2 separate regions of the Homo sapiens genome follow, and region 2 is linked to region 1. The links are chromatin loops, found by intact Hi-C in ENCODE. Cell type or tissue: heart left ventricle. All regions are shown on one strand. Links, peaks and the distances in the headings refer to the core of each region. The heading gives the core; the rest is flanking DNA.

Region 1 (7,912 bases), core at 1,138-6,137:
TGGTCCAAGTTCTGGCACCTACTGGTTATAGGATCTCTGGCAAGACACTTCCCAGTTTCTTCAGCTACTTTTGTTTTTCTCAAATGGTAGAGTGGGGAGGGAGAAAGCTTGGGAAAGATCTCCAAGGACTTTTGGCTCCATCAGCCTAGAATGGGGTGTTAGGATTAGCAGCTACCACGGTACATAATTAGGACCAGAGATCTTGAAGTCAACCACGCCTGGACTCAAATTTTAGCACTGTACTTTCTAGTAGTTAGACTGCTGACAACTAAAGTAATTTCTCTGAGACACATTATATAATTTCTCAAAGTCTCAGTTTCCTCAGCTAAAATGCAGATGATAATAACAGTGCCTGTGGCATAGCTTTCTGTGAGTTTTAAATGGGCAGATAGTACATGAAGAATGCTGAAGGCAATGCCCTGAGGAGTCCTCAGTACCTGTTAGTTGTGAAAGCCCCTGACAAGGTCAACCAGAGGAGCCATCTGCCTTCCCCTGGAACTACTGTGATTAATGAGGCTGATGAAGGTAACCCTGGCTGAGCAACTTCCTTGGGCTTCTCCTTTTATCAAGAGAAATTCACAAGAAATAAGCTTTTCTGGAGAGAATAGCATAAGAGAGAGAGGTGTTAAAGAGTATCTCTTACGAAGAAATCCAGAAACAAATTAGAGAAGGGTGCTATACCATCTACACCACGTGTATCAAAGCCTGGTTCAGGGACCACCTGCTTTAGAACCAACTGGGGCACTCAAAGTAGCACATTCCGGTCCCTATTGGAACAGGCTCCCAGGGGAGTGGGTCCAGTAGTCTGTATTTCTCGGAAGCTACTGAAGAGATTTTTCTAAAAACAAGGTTAGAGAATCATTGGCAAATATTGTCAGTGAGCCAACACTCTGCCTCAATTCTCCAACATGTATTTACCCAGAAAACTACAAACAAACAAAAACAATGACTACAAATGCATTTATGCATGTGTGCATTTACCAAGAATCTAAACTTCCTACACTTGTGTCATCTCCAATGGGTTCCAAGTGGGTGTCCAATTTCTGCATAATTCATGACTCCCCAGAGAAACAAACATGAACCAAGGGCTGGCTACTTAAGGATCTGGACTATGTCAACGTCCTTAGAATGGCAGCATGGTTTACGAAAATTAACTACAAAAATAATGTGTCTTCAGGGCACCTCTCTTTCCCCACCCTTTCCCTCCTCCCCATCTGACTTCCCCACCCATTCCCACTCCTTTCCCTTTTTGTTCTCTTTTCTCACACTCTTCTTCAGATTTATTTTCCCTTCCATCCCTTTCTCTCTGCCACTCTTGCCTCCTCTTATTCTTTGCCCTGTCTACCCTGTAACTTTCTTGTCTTCTCTCTGCCCTCCCTCTCTCTTTCTATCTCTGTGTGTCTCTGCCTCTCTCTCCATCTCTTTCTGCCCCTCTGTCCCTCCCTCTCGTGCCCCTCTGTCTTTCTCCTTTTTCTTCTTACTCTGACTCTGTACTACTGTCTGACTGTCTTTCTGTAATGCATAATATCTCCCTGCCCATTCTCCTCTTGGCCCCCAGCTCCTGGCTCCCTTTCAAACGTCAAGGCTCCAGCATGTTTGTGGAGAGGCATGCGCCCCATGCTAAATCACCCAGTGTGTGCTACACATCTGGGAAATCACTCTACTTAGATATCCTTGATGATCTGCTGCCAGAGGCCCTGGGTGAGGAGGGCGCTCCTTAGGAGGGAAACTAAATTGGGGCTGGAAGGATGCAGGAAAATTCCAGAGTATTAAGGCAGCAAGGCTAAACAGCTGTGGTCTCCAGAACTTCCTCTGGAGGGAAAGCCACTGGGGCAAGCGTCAACAGCAGAGGGTTCTTTTGTGTTTTGGAGTGTCCATCACTTTGTTTCCAATATACAAACATCTCACTCCACAGTAGGTCGGCAGCGATGTGGCAGCGCCAAGTGTGTGCTGGGAAAGCATTAGCTTCCCCAAATCTCCATCACTCTTGCCAAAGCCAACCAACCTCCTAAAAATACAAAATCTAAGTAAAAACGGAGTGCCTACTATGTATGTAGGTTCCAGACAGCTCTCCCTTTCCCCCAATTTCCCCTCGCCACACACACACACACACACACACACACACAGCTGCTCTACCTTCCAACTGGACATCCATCTCTAAATACCTCCTTTATAGACATTCCAGAGCTTCTCCCATGAATGCGGATAATTGTCCCCAACCTACAAATGAGTAAGCCGAGGAATGAAGAAGTTACTCATGAAGAAGTTACTGGGCAATTTTGGAAGATGCTGCTTTGGAGGGGCCACAGCTTTAAGGGATTAGAATATTTTGCACTTGGCACACCTGAAGTCACCGAAGAAAGGTGAGTTCAGGTGAAACTTTTTCAAAGCTCAACCGCGCCCTCTCCTAATTTGTCTCCCTGGAGGGTGCAGAGTTTTCTAATTTCTTCCATCCAGCTCTTAAACTCGACTTGTCTCCACGCTCACTCGCACACAACACGTGTATGCCCATACCTGCCCTTGTGTATGAATCTCAAGATAAAAACGCCTGGTGTTTAGGCAACTCCCCCTCCCTTCAGTGGAGTACAGAGGAGCGAAACTATGAGTTTTGGCTCGCCGCCCAGCCGGAGGAGCTGGGATACTGCCGCCAGGGATCGTGGGGAAGGCCATGGCTCAAGTCCGAGGACCAGCCAACTCCGTGCTGCCCAGCTGAATGGCCTCTCAGTTGCCTGCAAGTTGAAACCTCAATCGGGCACACAATGAGGCCGCTGTTTTCCGACAGGAGGCATTTGGATGCCTCACACACTCACCCCAAATAGGGCCTGAGAGCAGGGAGCGCATTTCCTTATCCATGTTCAGATGCACCCCTAGAAGCAGCAGAGGCAGCCCGGGGCTCGGGGAGGGAGCCGTTCCCCTCCCCCGCGCCTAGCCACAGGATGCCCGCGCAGGCCACCTGTTGGACTCTGTCTGGACACCCTGTATTGTGCGCCCCTAAAACCCGCACCGCACCGCGGATCAAGACAATCGGGCATTCCGGAGGCTGGATCCGTCAGCAAAAGATAAATTTCACTAGCACCTCCTACTCGGGCTACCTTTCCTGGTGCCCCCACCCATGTCTCTCTGTCTCTTTCTCTGTCTCTTTCTCTCTCACACACACACTTCTTTAATATACCAACAGTCTTTTTTCTTTAGTGAAGCGCGCTTAGGCTGCCCTAAGGGCTAGGTCTGCCCACGATCTCTTAGCGCGCCCAGGCGGCTGCGGATCTCTAAGCGCTTATGCTGGGAGCTAGCTTAACGCGCGGGCGGCTGAAAAGCCCCAAATGGCACGTTGGTGAGGAAGTCAGCGATCTGCTCTAGGGAGCCCCTTTTCTCCTTAGGAAGCGGAAGGGGACTCCCTCCTTGGCTTAGAGATGGAGGGAACTGGGGAAACCCCCGCGGCAATCGAGTTGGAGGAAACAGTGTTGCATTCCTCTGCCAATGCCAGATTAAGCGCAAGGAGACCCAACTTTCTCCCGTCTCTTTGCCGTCCATGCAAGCCGCTAGCTGGGGGTAAAGGGGGCCTCCATTAGCGGCCTACTCACCCCTGGGTATAAACGCTATCCCGCAGGGCCACCAAGCCGACTGGTGCGCGCGGAGTCCGCGAAACGCCTTGGTGTCTCGCTCCTCTCCTGGGCCACGCGGCGAAGGCTACGCACTCCAAGCCGGGCAGCTGAGGGCAGTCGATCCCATGGGTGGCGAGTTGGCAGAGGGCGCGCCGCCCGGGTGGGGGCGCATCGCTCCCAGGTCTGGCGCAGGCTGCGGCGGGGAGAGGGGCTCACAGGGAAGTTGGCGGCTCTGGGGGCGGACTTCGGACTTCGCGCTCGCTCCGGCTCGAGCGTCCGGGTGCGCCCTCCGGGATAGACAAGGGACTTGCCAACGGAATAGGGGCCGGCGCCGGCCAAGCGGCTGCGGAAAGCCTCCGCCGGCCGCCGCCTAGAAGAAGCGAAGCAGCATCGCGCTGCTTAGAGCCCCCAGTAGCGGCTGGAGCAGACAGCGCGCAAGAGAGCGGGGCTGTTTCTCCAGGCTGTGGGTGTCCCTTGCTCACAGCCCAGCTCGCTTCAATCCGCCGTGCCCCTCCTCCTGTTCTAGTCCTCCTCCCCGCCGGTGCTTCGCCGGCTCGCCAGGCTCGCCTGGGACCAGAGGCTGAGCGGAAGGCGGCCGCAGCTCCCGCAGCATGGAGGGCGATCTCGCCGGCTCCGACTCCGGCTCCAGCTGGGGCTTGGGTTCGGGCTCCGGCAGCGGCAGCAGCGGCAGCAGCGGCCGCCACCTCCCGCGCGCCCACGTGCCGGAGTCCCGGTGTGCGCGCTCCGGCTGGCGGGGCTGGAGGGAGGGAGCGAGGGCGAGCCGCGGGTGGGGGCGGCGGGGAGAGGCTGCACAGTCGCGCGTTAGAGGGGAAGCCGCCGAGAGGCTCCCGAAGGCGCGGGGCTCCTCGTCTGCAGCTCCAGGAAGACTGGTGTGCAAGGCTCCCCCAGCTCCCCGCTCCCTTTGCAGAGCGGAGGGAGCCCCAGCGAAACGCGGGCGGGGTGGGGGGAGCTCCACTCCGCAAGATCAGTCGGCCGCGGCGGCCAGAGGCGACTACGTGTCTCCGCCAAGGGGACAGGTTTCTAGTATCCTTGAGCCCCCTCTCCACTCCCGGGAGAAGAAAGGGGTTAAGAAACACCGGGAGAAGGAGTGTGCGGATTCCCAGCGAGAGCTTGTTCCGGCTTGCCCCGCCTTCCTCTCAGAGAAAGCACTTTTCCCGTTAACCAACAGACTCCCAAGGGTTTCTCCTTCCAGGGAGAAGGGAGGTGTCTTGCAAGATGGGCCTGGCAACCTCCAATCAATTGACAAATAATTTGTGAGCACCCACTCTGAGCGACGCCGGGCAGCGTCCGGAGCACAGGGCCCTCCGTAGTTGGGTGTAATGTTGTATTCTTTGCTCTGCGTGCCCTTAGGCAGGCTCTCCCTGGGCCTCATTGCCCTAGCCGTAAAATGAGGTTCTTTTATGATATGAGTAAGAAAAACAAAAACACGAGAATTTTTAAAAAGACAATTTAAAAGATGGGTAATAGCTCAATACTAACAAGAAGGATAATTAAAATAAGAAAATTTCACAGTAGTAGAAAATGAGAACTTTAAAGAGACAAAGTTAGCAAAACACACATAATACTGGACACCATGTGCGATTACTTAGACATCATTGTCTCCAATCTTCTCATCTTAGTGGGGAAATTGAGCCTCAGGGAAGACACGTGGCTTGCCCGCTGTCACACACATCCAGTTTGGTCAGCCCCCAGTCTGGTCTCCTCCTGCCAGTCCTGGGCTTTTTCTGCCACAGGCCAGTACACAAATTATGCTCAGCATTACTGAGACGAGTCATCAGCAAAAGCGGGGAAAGGGAGAAAGAGAGAGAGAGAGAAAGAAAGAGAGAGAGAGATTGAGATTCATTTCCTCTGGAGTTTCCAAAAAAGGCTTCATGAAAGAAGTGGGATTTAAGCTAAAACCTAAAGAGTAGGCAGGATTCGAATAGCTGGAAAAGTGAGAGGAGGATGTGAGAGGTCAAAATGAAGGATGAAGAAAGACGCATTGGAACAGCAGCAAACAAGCTTGGTAGGGGCAGAGAACTTCCCTAGGCAATGGGTGGGCGGGGGTCACTGAAGTGTTTTAAGCAGTAAAATAATGGAAGCTTCATTTTAGCTCGAGCAGTATATCCCTGTACAGGATTGCTTAAGAGGGGAAGAGATGGGGGTAGAGGGAGAAAGAAAAGGAACTGCAGGCAGAGAAAACCATTAGGAAGTCAAGGCAGCTATCTGGGTGCAAGTGAAGCCCTGATGTAATGTGGTAACAGGTAGAAGGTAAAATAAATAAAACTCTTATTGCTTCTGTTTTTAAAAGCCTACTTTATAGGAAGGAGTCTGCTGTTAATTGCAGGGGACATTGTAGAGAAAGGCACCGATGTTTAAGACACGATGGGAAACTGGGGGCCAACCCTCAGATAAAACGGTGGAGCTTTTCACAATAACTGGTCTGAAACAGATCTGGTCCCTTGGTTTTAACATTCAGCACCTGGAAGCTGGACAGCAACCGCCCTTGGTGAAGAATGGCGTAAGTTAGGATTTCTATCAATCAACCAAAAGCAAAAACGAGAAAAGGAAGGGAAAAACGTATTTTCTTTTATTCCTTGGAGGCACTTGAAGTCACAAACGAATGACTTCAGGGATTTCTCAGGTTGTTCCCCTGGAAATAGTCTCTCCATCTAGCACTTTGTCTCCTTGGGTGGATCAGCTGCAACAGCAGCATCTAGAAGTTTGATAGAAACAAAATCTCAGGCCCCAGCACACAGCAATTGAATTAGAAACTTCATCCTAACAAGATTCCTGGCTGATTCATAGGCACATTAAGCCCGAGAGGGGTTTCTTTATGTGTCTCTCCTAAGCCAGTGTCTTCAGACTTTTTAGTGTGATGCTGTATTAGTCTCTTCTCACACTGCTGTAAAGAATACTGCCTGAAACCGAGTCATTTTAATGAAAAGAGGTTTAACTGACTCACAGTTCTGCAGGCTTAACAGGAAGCGTGGCTAGTAGGCCTCAGGAAACTTAGTAGGTGAAGGAGAAGTAGGCATCTTCTTCGCAAGGCAGCAGGAGGGAGTGTGTGGGAGCACAAGGAAGTGCCACAATTTAAAACCATCAGCTCTAGTGAGAACTCACTCACTCTCATGAGAACATGAGCATGGGGAACCAGCCTCATAATCTAATCACCTCCCACCTGGTCTCTCCTCTGACACATGGGGATTAGAATTCGAAATGAGATTTGGGTGGGGACACAGAACGAAACCACATCAGATGAATAGTAAAAACACTTCATATTACACTATAGTCCTACACACACACACACACACACGTAACTTAAATAAAACTTTCACAAAACAACATGTATCCTTAATTTGTGATTCACTTAAATATTTTTATTCCATTTAATTTTTTAATGTGGTCATGACCTACTAATTGATTTTATGTCCTGCAAATGGGCTGCAATTTATGGTTTGAAAAATTTTGAGCTACGATATTAATTATTTCTTCCTTGGGTTTTGATTGCATATATATGTTTATCATATCTCTTCTACTAGCCTGTGAGTTCCCTGAGGGCAAGGTTCAAATATTTTTTATCTTTGAAATGTGTCAGAAATTAACATAGGGTTTTATATGTAGTAGCAACTCAATAAATATTCAAGGAGTCAATCAATCAATGAATGCATAAATTGATTAAAGCTAGGGACTGAGAGCAAGCTGAGGAAGGATGGGGTGAGGCTTGGCACGTAGGAGAAGGCTAAGCCAAGAAAACATTTATTCAAACCTCCACTTTACTGAAACATCATCAATGGACTATTAGAAAAAAGTCATTTCTAAAACAATCATGTATTCCAATGTTCCACTGTCAGCCAGAATATCTTTTTCCAGTAGAGTTCATCTTTACGGCTTCACAAAATTTCAAGCTATGGGGGCTTAAGATGAAGGAAAGCAGCTGAGTAGCTAGCACATATTATTAGAAGAAGAAAAGAAATTAGGAAGGGACAAAGACAAGTTAGTGCACACCTGATCTTATTCTGGGACCAGAGCTACTGACCAAGGAAAAGGAAGAAGTAGGGCTAATTACTTGGATTGAGGAAAATTTTGTCGACTCTATAGAGATACTTGACAATTAGATCTTTCCAAAGTTCAAAATGATTTATTCTGAAGTCACTAATATTTTTTTTCTTGCCACAGGAAATATACCGCAGAAAAGTACTTATTGTTTACCATCCAATAGCACTTTAGAGTGGGAAGTATGATAATTTATTTAATATAAATAAAATCATAACCTAAAGGACAAATACTAGAGTCACAGTATTTCACAT
Region 2 (5,000 bases), core at 1-5,000, 640 kb after region 1:
TAGGAGCCTACATACCTGAAATCCAAAATCTGCCTTTAGACAGAAACAGAACTGGGATGTAAGAATTTTCTTAACATTTTTTGGCTAATTGACACATGGAGTCTAACAGGTGACATCTTGATAGAACACATGATTGGGATGGGAATTTACAAGGCTTTAAGCATCCTTTATCACCATCATTGTTGTTTTAGAAAGGCCTGGGAAAGCAACAAGTTAACAAACAATTTGAATTCCTATGCTCTCTTAGGTTCTACAAAGAAAGATCACCCTAAAATAGCCAAAGCCACAGTGTAGCAAGAACATGAACACACTGCATTACACAATGCTGCCAACTCAGTGTCAGTATGTACACGGCACAGTTTCAAACAAGTATTTTTAGCCCCAGTAAAGGCCTGGTACTAGATTTTGGTATTGTTCATGAGAACCTTTTTTTCCTATTCAATCTAAAATATTAATCATTCCTTTAATTGATAAAATCTCTAACTTTACCATTCAATTTTTTGATAGCCTTCACTGAATTCACTCAAATACTTTAGTACCAACCCAGTAATCATCTAGATTCAGTTATTAATTGCAGCTTATGTATTATAAGAAAAAGAGGTAAAAGTATCACTGTCCTCTTTGAGTGTCAACTTTTAATGTTGTCATCAAAGTATTCCTTTAAATACCACCTCTACCCACCCCCCAGGCAGAAGACCGGACATAAGAGAGAAAGATGGTAAAGAATCCAAGTTTAGCCCATCTTGAAAACTTTACATGTAATTAAAGCTATTTTATTCTGTACTAATGCTTCCCATGATTCTCTAGAAGTAAGCAACTGAACTAAAACAGCTTCTTTTTAATTTTTTAATTATTTTAAGAGATGGGATCTTTCTATGTGGCCCAGGCTGGAGTTCAGTAGCCATTCACAGGCATCATCATGGCACACTACAGCCTTGAACTTCTGGGCTCAAGCAATATTTCTGCTTCAGCCTCTGTGAAACAGCTTCTTTAATTAAGTAGCTATAGCCTCTGTCATACTATTCGTGCTTACCCATTTCAAAAAATTTACTGATTATACCTGCATGCCTCTTGTCTTAGACTTACTTTCCTCTTTCCTTTAGCACACCTGTAGAATGTACATAACTTTTGAATGTGTCTGTCTTCTAATAGGAAGACTCCTATTAGAAAAGGCAGGCTCCAACTAATAGCCCCTTACATCACCATCAACCTGAAGGCCAAGAGCTCCCAAAAAAGACACAAGAAGGTGAACACCTCTGCATTAGAGGCAAAGATCCCATAGCAGGCCAGCTACTCCCTTGTTATTCTGGTAATTGGAGGAGGTTAAAACCAGGAGGGTATGGAGAAATGGCGTAGTGGGAAGAGATGTTCTTGTCTCTTTTATATAAGGCTTATTAAGAAATGTAATACTAGGAACCCATTTGTTGAAAGATCAATTGCTCTGCTATGTGCTTTACAAATAGTATCTCATTTAATCCTCTCAAGAACCTCAGGAGGTAGAAACTATCATGTCCATGTTTACACATGAGGGAACTTAGATGAAACACAGCTAAGCAGTGGAGAACCAGGACTTAAACAGTGGTCTCACTGATTCTCTAAGCTGGGCTTGAGACTGTCTTCGTTTTGGCTCCTGTGACACGTCCTAGGTTTACAAAAGTCAGTAAAAGCTAAGATGCAGAAAGTAAGATCACTGGATGTCCTTTTTGTTACCCCAGAACCCTAAAGCTCTCTGATTATTTTAAATGGGGTCTTGGAACTGGCGAAAACATATATTTTGCAAAAAGTGAGTAACCTACTGGTATTTGGCTTTTGAAAGTTACCAGAAGATCAGAGAAGAGCATAGAACACATTTCCCTTGGTTCTTTCTCATGTGTTAGATTCCCTAGGTCTCAAGCACATCAATGCAGGCCAAACACACAGACAGTAACAACCTCTCTTCTTGACATAGACCTTACAGGAATCATGGGGAAGAGAGAAAAAGCATAGTTCGTGGGCCTTTGGTTATACAAAACAAAAACAAAAACAAAAAAACCTCAGAGCCAAGTTAGGATGTAGGAGCTAGGGAGGACCTAATTGTTCTGCACAATAAAGTGAAAGGCATGCTTTCCATGGTTGGAAGAGTGGAGGTGAAGAAAAGGGGAAGGCTGGAACCACTGAGGGCACACATGGCTTAGGGAATATTTTTAAAGAAAAGGAAAGTCCAATATTCACATATGAATCATACATATTATGTGCAATATTGAATTTTTCCACACCTCCTCAATCCTTCAGGAAAGTTAGCTCCACCTCACTAAACCATTTTATGACTTTACCTTCCTTAGAGAAAAGTAGGTAAAAAATTGAAAGAAAGGGCAGAAACAGCTTTCTTAGTACTTTCGAAATGGCAGAACATCCTGTTTTGTAGGCTAGAAGAAATTCAGGAAGAGGGTAAGGATGATGTCACCTCAGAGGCAAGGAAAGGAAAACACCATTAGAGAAACCTGGCCACCAGTTAAGAAATCCTGTATACCTATGCCATTGTTATTTCAGTTCTATATAGAAAGTTACTACCTATAGAGAAACTAAAGTGTGCTCCTGGAACTTTCTGGAACCCAACCAATCAGTCCCCAGCCCTGACTCTGTTCTACTATCCATCTCCCAGCAAAGACTCAGAGATCAAGGAGCTCAGCGGGTAGACACCAGGATTAAACTCTGGTGCACTTTTCAGCTCACATTTTCCACATACACACCCTCCTTATATGATTCAGCTTCAGGATTCATGCAGAGCTTGACTCTTTTGAACTTATTTACAAGTTTTATCATTATACTTGCCCACATTATGCAAGCAGTTTGCAATCTCCCCTAATTCTCTGGCTTTAATTATATAATTGAATAAGCCAAAAGCTCATTTTTCCCAGGAAACATTAAACATTACCATCTTAATGAAATTCTTAATGAAATGGTCCACTATGCATGCAAATGACCAGTAGTGGCTAGGCCACTAGCTTTTCACTGGGCAAGGCAATAGAATAAATGCTCTTTTGTCAGTCACTGGAAATGGCAGTTCCCACCCACACTTTTGGCTGGAATGATAATTCCATAAGACTAGAGGATGAGCCTCTGTGAGATACATGGATATAATTAAGACTGGATGAAAAGAGTTTAAATGAAGTAGGAACTGATCTCAACCTATAAAAATCAAAACTTATTTTCAAGACTGAAAGAGCTCACTTAAACTTCTCTTGCCAATTAAAAAAAAAGTTATCAACTATCCGCCTTATTCTCCAGAGAGTAGAGGTCTGAAAAATTAACAGTATTAAACTTACTTCTCAACTTACTTTCAGGACTGAGAGGAGGAAATGGCTAAAAGAAATTTGGGGGACCTCTGAAAATTTCAGCATAATTAATAACTCTTCAAGCATCTGTTCCTGCCCAACTGCATTTTTCAAATGCCCTGTGGCAAACAACTTAAATCTTATTACATACCGTACACTCTTCTCATGCCAAAGTCACTGTCTGCCAAAAGCTAAAATGGAAGGATTGCAGGCCTGTTCACACTTCTTTTTTTCAAATAGCATGGACAACCGTGTCCTGTGCCAAGTAGACACAAACTTGAAGTACTTAATAGCTACTATTTATATGACAAATTCCCAGTTCTCAAACCTTATCAAATCTTTGCATTGCCAGAAAAATGTCAAGCTGCCAGAAATGTCCAACACAGAAGCTTACCCTGAACATTCAAGCTACAGTACTGTAGAGAAGGGAATGTAGCTCTTGCACCTATCACAGTGCTTAGCTGAGTAAATGTTATTTCCCTTCCTCTTAAGTTCTTCCATTTTTCCACAGAAGAACATAAAGCCAAAGAAAATCATGTTTGCACATTTTTAGCAGCTATATTGGGATATAATTCACATATCATACAATTCACCCATTTGAAGTATAAAATTCAGTGGATTTTGTGTATTACATCATTTTTTAAATTGTGGACAAATATATGTCATAAATTTTGCCAATTTAAATATTTTAAGTGTACAATTCAGTGGTATTAGTTACATTCAAAATATTGTACAACCATAACCATTATCTATTTCCAAAACCATTTCATGACTTCAAATAGAAACTCTGTAACCATTAAATTATTATATATTTTTTTTTTGAGACAGTGTTTTGCTCTTGTCACCCAGGCTGGAGTGCAATGGAGCGATCTCAGCTCACTGCAACCTTTGCCTCCTGGGTTCAAGTGATTCTCTTACCTCAGCCTCCCTAGTAGCTGAAATTACAGGTGCTCACCAACACGCCTAGCTAATTTTTATATTTTTAGTAGAGACAGGGTTTCACCATGTTGGCCCAGCTGGTCTTGAACCCCTTACCTTATGTGATCCACCTGCCTCAGCCTTCCAAAGTGCTGGAATTACAGGCGTGAGCCACCATGCCCGGCCTCTAACCATTAACTCTTTAACCATAGCTGCCCTTTGCACATTCTCTCAGCCCCTAGAAACCTCTAATCTATTTTCTATCTCTATAAATTTCCTATTCTAGATATTTCATATAAGTGGAATCACATAATATTTACCTTCCTGCATCTGGCTTACTTCACTTAGTGTACTGTCTTCAAAGTTCATCCATGTTGTAGCATGTATCAGAATTTTATTCCTTTTTATGGCTGAATAATATTCCATTATATGTATATACCACATTTTGCTTATCCATTCGTTTCTTGGTTATAGATTTTTTTTCTAATACTTTGAGTTCAGAGAATTAAAAAATCTCAAACCTCAATTCATAGAACATACTTATCAGTTAAGATGACCCCCTCTCTTGGGTATTAATTTTTTATCCCCAGAAGCTTCTCCCATACCCTTCTCTTCCAACAGACACCCAGTCTAATGTGTTTGACACAGACCCTTAAATATGTATGTAGGTTTGTAAAATGCAAAACTCTGTGTTGTTTAATTTATATAAATCTCATTCAATTTCTCACTTTTTCACTCGACTCTGTTTTCAGAGCTACACATTACTAG

The links. A loop is a pair of places that touch in the nucleus more often than their neighbours do. Peaks named below come from ENCODE experiments on the same cell type or tissue, not always from the same donor. Only the 100,000 strongest peaks of a DNase experiment are listed, where the experiment ranks them.
Region 2: it touches region 1 in a loop (6-fold over the local background); 4 of 110 quality-filtered maps call a loop at or near these places.

What each region holds. Positions count from the first base shown.
Region 1 is chr5:155,724,660-155,732,571 of GRCh38, reverse strand. It overlaps a transcript of SGCD not described here. Among named protein-coding and RNA genes, the nearest start is that of SGCD, 600 kb to the left of the region's middle. In heart left ventricle, for the core only: CTCF peaks have their summits at 3,555 and 3,761 (motif pointing right); DNase peaks (open chromatin) are centred at 2,631, 3,771, 4,281, 4,421 and 1 weaker place; H3K4me3 peaks cover 2,888 bases; H3K27ac peaks cover 2,955 bases; H3K27me3 peaks cover 3,421 bases.
Region 2 is chr5:155,089,963-155,094,962 of GRCh38, reverse strand. No RefSeq gene overlaps it. Among named protein-coding and RNA genes, the nearest start is that of KIF4B, 79 kb to the right of the region's middle. In heart left ventricle, for the core only: no CTCF peak of the experiment used is centred there; no DNase peak of the experiment used is centred there; H3K27ac peaks cover 4,129 bases.